Linked DNA regions of Homo sapiens: region 2 is linked to region 1. A link is an interaction called in ENCODE POLR2A ChIA-PET data of the cell type or tissue named here. Cell type or tissue: OCI-LY7. All regions are shown on one strand. Links, peaks and the distances in the headings refer to the core of each region. The heading gives the core; the rest is flanking DNA.

Region 1 (4,631 bases), core at 391-4,390:
AATTATCCTTGAAGTTATTTCACACTGCCCTAAAAAATCATTGAATTCAGATTATAACACAGCTCTTATGAAGCTGTTAGGCAGTTGCATCTTTAATGAGGCTGAGTAGGTAAGAGGAACAGATACTCTAGATTGAAAGCCATCGCAAAAAATGTGAAACAACTGTATTAAATTTAATTTAATTTAACCAATGGGTGTATTTATTCCCTGCCTTCTTCCAGAAAGGATTTAGGGAGCTTAGGTAATGTGGAGGTCTGAAGGTGTAGATACTCATGAAAGCCTCAGATTAATATCTAGAACATATAATGTGTCCAGATAGTTTTCAATTATCAATGCATTAATCTAAGCTTGGAAAGGACTTTTAAACTGCAATGAAACCTCAACTAGTTTCAAACCTGCATTTTTTAGTAAGCTATTTTGTCATTTGGAGACCCACACAAAAAACCTATTGTTCCTTTAAAAAGGAGAGAGAGAAAAAAAGAAAAACAACCTGCTGGTGTTGCTTTGTTCATCTTATCACCTTATCATTCAGCAGCCTATTCAGGATCAAATGTGGGAAAGTCTGTGTGTGAGATTAAGCCCTATACTCAGCACAGGAATTTCTTGGATAAATGTCTTTCTTAAATGGATAGCTATGTAAAAAACAGAAGAGAAACTCTATTATTACAATGCAGTTGGGTTTTTTTGTTTGGTATGTTTCAAATCTAATATTTAAAATTAAGAAAATTCAAAGCAAACCATCTGTGTGGATGTTTTCATACTCCATTTTTGTGACAATAGCTTGCTTAACCGAGATTATTAGTGGATTCTTTCAATAAGAGGAAGAGAGTACCATCATTAAGATGGTATGCCTCCACTAGCCTTTATTTTTGAGATTAAAGAATGACAAAAATATTTATATATATTTTTTCATTATTAAGACGGAGTCTCACTCTATCGCCAAGGCTGGAGTGCAGTGGCGCCATCTTGGCTCACTGCAACCTCTGCCTCCCAGGTTCAAGCAATTCTCCCACTTCGGCCTCCTGAGTAGCTGGGATCACAGGCACCCGCCACCACACCTGGCTAATTTTTGTATTTTTAGTAGAGATGGGGTTTCACCACATTGCCCAGGCTGGTCTCAAATTCCTGACCTCAAGTGATCCGCCTGCCTCAGCATCCCACAGTGCTGGGATTACAGGCATGAGCCACCACAACTAGCCAAAAAATATATATTTTCTTTAAAAAAAAGTTATTTTCTGCCTAATTACTTCAATATTTCATGAACATTGTGGGGGAAAGAATATTCATACAGTTCTCTAAATATATCAGTGAGTTGAGGTACCAAATACAGAATTCTATTGAATTCTAATTGCAACACTGAAGCAGACTTACTCTAAGATCCTGCTACCTGGACTAACCACAGACTATACCCAGATTCCATCTGCAAGATGTAGTGGAGCCAAACATCACATCACTGAGGAATATTTATTATATATCTTTCTGTAGAGGTGAGAGAGTATTTATAGATATAACAAACAATTGGTCAGATACTACTGGAGATTTGGAAGCTTCACTAGGTTTTTCACTAAATTTGTTGATAGCCAACTCTAAAGCTCATTCTACTACTACTAGCCATCTTCCCTTGGACAATTTCATGGGCATCGCTTCACTGAAAAGAAAAATGAGTAAGTATAATCTCACTAGTACATGAATAACTATTATAAACACAATACTTTCTACAAGGTTTATTACTAATCTATGTCATTTAAGTTCTAGATTTTACAGTATTTTGGAGTGATGAATAAATAGCATGCTGTTCTTCTATAGCTAGCAAACAAGACTCAGCTTTGGAGACAAGAAGAAGGAATACAGGAGATGTTTCCTTGAATGAGTCTTCTTCCTAAACTCTGCTAGAAGTATGTCAGAAAGCGAAGGTTACCTCAGTCTCCAAGTCATGAAAACATGAGGTCTTTCTGTTTTCTAGGGAAAGTATTTCATCATTTCCTAGTGTGGCTTTTTGCACACCCCAGAAGGAGGAAGACAAGCCATCGTGTCACCTTTACATGGTAGTTGAGATGCTTCACATTTGTACATAACATCTTATATGATCGAAAGAGGAACTCAAACTCGACAGGGGAGAATAAGGAAATACATCTAAAACTGACAATTATGTTAATCCCTCAATTCCCTGGGCCCCCAAAATAGTCTCCTCTATTTGCCATTTCAAAATAGCTAATGAGAGGGTAATTGGACATGTAGACACTGAATTTCCACTGCTCATGGTTTCCTTCCCTGGGCTCCCAGTCACCCGGAAGGCCCCGGATTACCTCAAATGTCATAACGGGTTCATCGCATTACGAATTACCTCCTTCTGCCAATAAACTACAAGTTCTTTGAGGACAGAAACTGTGATTTATGGGCATTTGTATCCCCAGAGATTCAAAGAGTGCCTGATACAGAGTGGTGATAGATGATTTTATCATCTTATCATCATCATCCTCATCATCGTTGTACCTAAATAGAGGTTACTTCCTGTTTCTTTTATTTAACAATAACCTATTATAATATATACTATGCATTTTTAATGCACTTTACAAATATTGTCCTCATTTAATCCCTGTAAGGTGAATACTATTATTGGCTCCATTTTGCAGATAAGACACTGAGTCGTGAAAAGGCTAAGTACCTCACACAAGATCACACAGCCAGTGACAGAACTAGGATTTGGCTGGACTCTTAAAGACTCTGGTTTGCCATTTAAAGGTACGCTGAGCTCCACAACACTGCCTTAGAACTTGCTCAGAGCAATTGTCATATTACTATGGTAGGTTTCCCTGTCTCCCTTAAGACTTAAAGCTTCTGGAGATCAGAAACTGTATTGTTTACTTGCAAAATCATGGGCTTAGGAGCCAGAAAGATCTCGATCTAAGTCCTGCCTCATCTGCTTCTTCTTCATGGGATTAGTAGACTGATTTTCCCCTTGCTTAGCCATGCAGTTTGAATGGAATTCACCCCATTCTCAGCTACAACCACGGATCTTGTTTGCTTTAAACCAATCATCACTGCCCAATTTTCTGGCCTTTGATTGATTTAAAGGTGAACACATGACCGCTTTGGACCAATGAGGCTCAGGTGGTATTTTGTGAGGGTCTCTGGAATAGAAAATCATTTCTCTTCTGACAGAACTACAAGGCAAGGCGCAATCACTGATGGTGAAAGATAAAGATCATTATATTAGGAACTGTTGGCTGTCATACTGCTAATGTGAGGTGAGTTAGCCTTAGAAAGAGGATGCTACCTTGAAAGGCAGGGCAGATCTATGGAAATAAACTGAGTTTGTGGTGACATTGATAGCCACTTTAGTTCATCAGCTGAATCCCAATCTACTTGGTTTTTTCAGCTCTGTAAGCCAACAAATACCCTGCTAGTGTTTTAGCCTATGCCAGTTGTTTTTTCTGCTGCTTGTTAATAAGACACATACAGTCTTGGACAAATTATATAAAAATATGAATCTTTGGCCAGGCATGGAGGCTCACGCCTGTAATCCCAACACTTTGGGAGGCCGAAGCGGTCGGATCACAGGGTCAGGAGTTCGAGACCAGCCTGGCCAATATGGTGAAACCCCGTCTCTACTAAAAATACAAAAATTAGCTGGATGTGGTGGCACATGCCTGTTGTCCCAGCTACTCAGGAGGCTGAGGCAGAAGAATCGCTTGAACCCGGGAGGCAGAGGTTGCAGTGAGCTGAGATCATGCCACTGAACTCCAGCCTGGGAGACAGAATGACACTCGGTCTCAAAAAAAAAAAAAAATTCTGAATCTTTGAATGTTATCGTATAGCTTTTTAAAAGACTAGATTAAGCTATGGATGTAAGCACCAATGCATTTTTTTAAAAGTATATTGGATGAATGAGTTAAAGTCTAAGTGAATTCAGCAAGTTTGTAACCCTTGAGCTCTTGTGAGCTCAATCTGCCCTCAATCATCTGAGAATGAACAAAACAGACTCAACCATTTTGTGTCATCCAGATGAATAGAAAGGGCCTGAATATATTCTTTTTTTATATTTTTTGTCATAGGCCCTAGCGTTTTCATCTGCTCAGTTTTTGAGTGTGCTTGTTAGGGCTTTAATGCTAAACTCAATGTAAGCTGGGTTTATGTAATTTAGTGGTTTCTAGACTTAGGCTTCCTAAATGTTCCATTAGACAAGAAGACAAAATATGAAACAAAATAACATCAAACTACCATTAACAATTAGCATTGTCAGAGTCAGTAAAAACTGTTTTGAAATAAAGCAGCTTTTCAGGCCAGTATTTGAGAACTAATGATAGAGTTTTTTTGTAGGCAATGAATGAAGTGTTGTGGAACAAATGTGGATTTGGACTTTCAAGACCAACTTGAACCAGAGTCTTGAATCTGCAACTTTACTAGCTGTGGCTTCTTTTTAATTGATTAACTTTCTTTTTCTGTAAAATGGGAATAATGATTCCTACCTCTTACAAGCGTTGTGGTAGGAGGTATTCCAAATGAGATAAATATGTGAAATCACTAAAACTTCCAGAATACATGGAAATAATATATGTCTGTATTGGCAAATTATGAGTGTAGTAATGAGGGATTTACATGGACACATTTACATTCTTTAGTTCAGACTC
Region 2 (4,294 bases), core at 295-4,294, 310 kb before region 1:
TCCTCCCTCCTCAGCCTCCAGAGTAGCAGGGACTACAGGCTCATACCACCTATGCCAACTTGGGCAGCTTTTATTCTTCCTTTCTTTCTTTCCTTCTTTCTTTCTTTCTCTTTCTCTTTCTTTTCTCTCTCCCTTTCTCCCTTTCTCTCTTTCGTTTCGAGACAGGGTCTAGCTCTGTCACCCAGGCAGAGTGCAGTGGCAAGATCACAGCTCACTGCAGCCTCGACCTCCCAGGCTCAAGTGATTCTCCCACTTCAGTCTCCCGAGTAGCTGGGACTACAGGTGTGCACCACCCCACCTGGCTAATTTCTTGCTTTTTTTGGTAGAGATAGGGGCTCATTATGTTGCCCAGGCTAGTCTCGAACTCTTGGGCTCAAGCAATCCTACTGCGCTGGCCTCCCAAAGTGCTGGAATTATAGGCATTAGTCACTGTGCTCAACCTTTTCGCTAATTCTTTTTGCTTTTCCAATCTGCAGGTTTTCACTTTAGGTAGATAAGCAATAAGTGTTTTTGAACGAAGCAATTCTTTCCTTAAACATAACCCCCTTTCCAGTGCGTTTACAAGGTTCTTAACAATTATTGGCTTTATTTTGTAAGAAAATCATGACACTTGCCTATTTCTTAAGAAAAAATCAGGGATATTTGTGTAGCCATCAAAGTGAGAAAATATCCAAGTTTGAGTGAAACCAGAGTCATTAAATTGTGACTACCCAGTCCACAGGAGTTCACAGACGCAAATTACCTACTTGGATGAATCTGTCCCCAGGATAATTTTCAAAACACTGAGCTCAATTCAACCAACAAGCTAATCAGAAGAGATCCACCTTGAAAGAAAAAAGTCAGGCAGCAGCCTTCCAAGGACTTTTTTCTATAACCCTCTCAGCAAGGGAGTGAGGACCTTTTAAGAATTAAGCTTTGTAACTGCCCTATTGTTATTTGTGGACTCCCTCTGCTATTGTTTCCTCCATAGTGATTGACAGACAAACCCCTAAAATGAGAAGGATCAGTGCGTCTGTCTGTAGAGAGTGACAGCGTTGAAGCAAGACATTCAGAAGCCAGCCTGACACAAAGGGGACAAGAACAACTGCCACCCCAGCCCCCATCTCATTCCAACCCAAGAGACGGTGAGTCTGAGTCTAAAGAGAGTATGAGGGTCCAGGTGTGGTGGCTGACGCTCCTAATCCCAGCACTTTGTAAGGCAGGAGGATTATTTGAGGCCAGGAGTTTGAGATTAACCTGGGCAAAATAGTCAGACTCTGTCTCTACAGAAAAAAAAAGAAAAAAAAATTAGCCAGTGATACAGGAGTTAAGAAGAAATCATTTTGGCAGATAGTGAGAGTACGGGAGTCCCTGATAAGGTTTTCCTTTTAAAGAAAAGCAGCCCCCAGATCATTTCTTTTCTAACAAAGCAGCCTGTAAAATCGAGCTGCAGACATAGACAAGTAAGCTGATTGCACAGGTGAATGCCCTGGCAGTTGTGACAACAGGAAAAGGCTACCTGGGACTACGCATGATCAACATGGCGGCTCCATCTTTCCTTCTCTTTGCTAGCCACATGTGCAGTAAGGAGCAGATGAGATGGTGCTGGCTAAGCGGAAAGCCCATTTACATAATAAGATTAGGGTGGGGCGACCAGCCTTCCCTGCGCTATGTAAGGGACACCCCTGGTCAAACCAATCCATGGGCCCTACGTAAATCCGATACTGCCTCCTCAAGCCTGCCTATAAAATGTGCTGTGGTCTGCCATAGGCCAGCTTTTCCCTTTCGGATGCCCCTCTGTCGAGAGAGAGAGGGAGAGAGGGAGAACCACAACGCTACTTTTCTCTCTCCTCTCTCCTTTCTTCTGCCTATTAAACTTTCCGCTCCTTAACCCACCCACGTGTGTCCATGTCCTTAATCTTCTTGGCAAACCGCGGGTACCTACGCCCAGACTATGACGTCGCTTCATTAGGTGTGGTGAGAGGTGCCTGTAGTTCTAGCTACTCAGGAGGCTGAGGCAGGAAGATCCCTGAGCCCAGGAGTTTGAGGCTGCAGTGATCTATGATCACGTCAGTGCACCCCAACCTGGGTAACAGAGAGAGACCTTGTCCTCACAAACAAACAAACAAAAGGAATAAAGAGAATGGAGGAATAGATTTGGCTCTTGAGGGAAGGGAGGCTGAGGAAGGGAAATGTGAATTCATTTGTACATATACAAATCCATTTGCATGTATACGTACTTTGGGAAGTAGGGTACATATCTTCTATTGTATTTTTAAACTTTTAATTTTTTGTACTTTTTTCACTTTTATTTTACTTTGAACCCTGAGAAGCTACATATTTTAAAGAATTTTAAAGATGGCCTTGTCTGAAAGTTGGACAGGTAAAATGACTTTGAAGAAACAGTTGGAGGCCCAGCACAGTGGGCACACCTATAATGCTAATATAGTATTTGTTGGGAAGCCAAGTCATGAGGATTGTTTGAGGCCAAGAGTTCAAGACCAGCCTGGGCAACATAGTAAGACCCTATCTCTATTTTTTTTTTCTTCGAGATGGGGTCTCACTCTGTCACCCAGGCTGGAGTGCAGGGGCGCTATCTCAGCTCACTGCAACCTCTACCTCCTGGTTTCAAGCTATTCTCCTGTCTCAGCCTCCCGAGTAGCTAAGAATACAGGTGCCCCACCACCACACATGGCCAAGTTTTGTGTTTTTAGTAGAAATGGGGTTTCACCATGTCGGCCAGGCTGGTCTGCCCACCTTGGCCTCCCAAAATGTTGGGATTACAGGTGTGAGCCACTGCACCCAGATCCTATCTCTGTTTTAAAATAGAAAAAGAAATAGTTGGAAAAAACTTGCTTCTTTTTCTAAGCAATAAGATGTCATGGTAGCATATTTTTTTCATGACAATCCTATTGGTTCCTTACCATTTCCTAATTCTTAAAGGAATAAAACATTAAATTTTAAATAAATAAACTTTTTGAAGTACATTGAAAATCTTTCTGTTCTCTTTGCTTATTCAGACTCATTTTATATAGCAAAGGGAAATAAGAAGATAATGAAAAATTTACCTACTTTACACTTTCACTCATGGTCAAGACCCCTCTGTTTACCTATGTCAGATTAATAATTGCTCCTTAGTAAATACCAAGGCCTTCTGAAAACAAAGACATCCTCAATACAGCTTCAGAGCCTGGCTCTGGGGTGAAGCAGCTTTAGAACATACCAACAGTATTTGTTGTAGAAATATAATAGAATCCTTGTGACATACTTTGCTCATGTGCTTTTCTGTCTGAGGACAAAACCTCTATCACAGAAAACATAACACCTACACTCACCAAGAATCTAGGTGTGATGGGAGGGGAGGTGGAGGTGAACTTCACAAAGTCTAGAGATCACCCATTTCACACATTCCAAGAGCTGAAAATAAGTGTTCTTGCACCTCCAAAGTTATTCTCACAAAACGAGGTGCAATGATAAGTTAACATCTAGGTTTCAGTTACCACTTAGCTGCAGGGGAGTTTTAGAAATTATTACACTGATGAAATTAGATTTAATAAAATATTTCTTTTAAAAAGAAGCCTTAAAGAGAGCCTATATATTGCCATGTGTCATGGCAACCTGTGATCAATTAAGCAAATAACTTAGAGATCAGTGACCTTTTGTTCCAGTGAATTGGTAATCATAAATGTATATACATTTTGCAATACAGTCTCCTCTTTTAAAATATATGCATTTTTTCATAAGCAGAAGACTCAAATGTTCTTTTTTTAATGCAATGCTACAGTGCAGGATTTTAATCTGTTATGCATTGATATCCATGTGTCTGAAATGCTGGATGCAACTCTATTTGAAGCAAGGCGTTGGGCACTCAAGAGACCATCTTCTGTTTAATCTAGAGGGTGAGAATGGCCTGTCCAACCAAGTCTGTGTCCTTCTTTCTCCCTTATACTTTCATTTTGCTCCTGTACCTTTGAATAGATGCGTAAAGAACTTGTGAGAACTATAAGTTTTATCTGCTTCAGCAAGTTCTCCCTATGCAGGGCATGGTGGCTCACACCTGTAATCCCAACACTTTGAGAGGCTGAGGCTGGTGGATCCCTTGAGCTCAGGAGTTTGAGACCAGCCTGGACAACATGACAAAATCATGTTTCTACACAAAATACAAAAATTAGCAGGACATGGTGATGCGTGCCTGTAGTCCCAGCTACTCAGGAGGCTGAGGTGGGAGGATCAATTGAGCCCTGGAGGAAGAGGTTGCAGTGAGCCCAGATGCTGCCACTGTACTCCAGCCCAGGCAACAGTGCAAGATCCTATC

Evidence for each region. Peaks named below come from ENCODE experiments on the same cell type or tissue, not always from the same donor. Only the 100,000 strongest peaks of a DNase experiment are listed, where the experiment ranks them.
Region 2: POLR2A ChIA-PET joins it to region 1 with 7 read pairs; 3 of 35 experiments call an interaction of 5 or more read pairs at or near these places.

The regions. Positions count from the first base shown.
Region 1 is chr12:92,486,890-92,491,520 of GRCh38, forward strand. No RefSeq gene overlaps it. Among named protein-coding and RNA genes, the nearest start is that of LINC02397, 23 kb to the left of the region's middle. In OCI-LY7, for the core only: no CTCF peak of the experiment used is centred there; a DNase peak (open chromatin) is centred at 2,082; H3K27ac peaks cover 1,114 bases.
Region 2 is chr12:92,175,202-92,179,495 of GRCh38, forward strand. All of the region lies in intron 2 of BTG1-DT (BTG1 divergent transcript), which reads left to right. Among named protein-coding and RNA genes, the nearest start is that of BTG1-DT, 31 kb to the left of the region's middle. In OCI-LY7, for the core only: no CTCF peak of the experiment used is centred there; no DNase peak of the experiment used is centred there.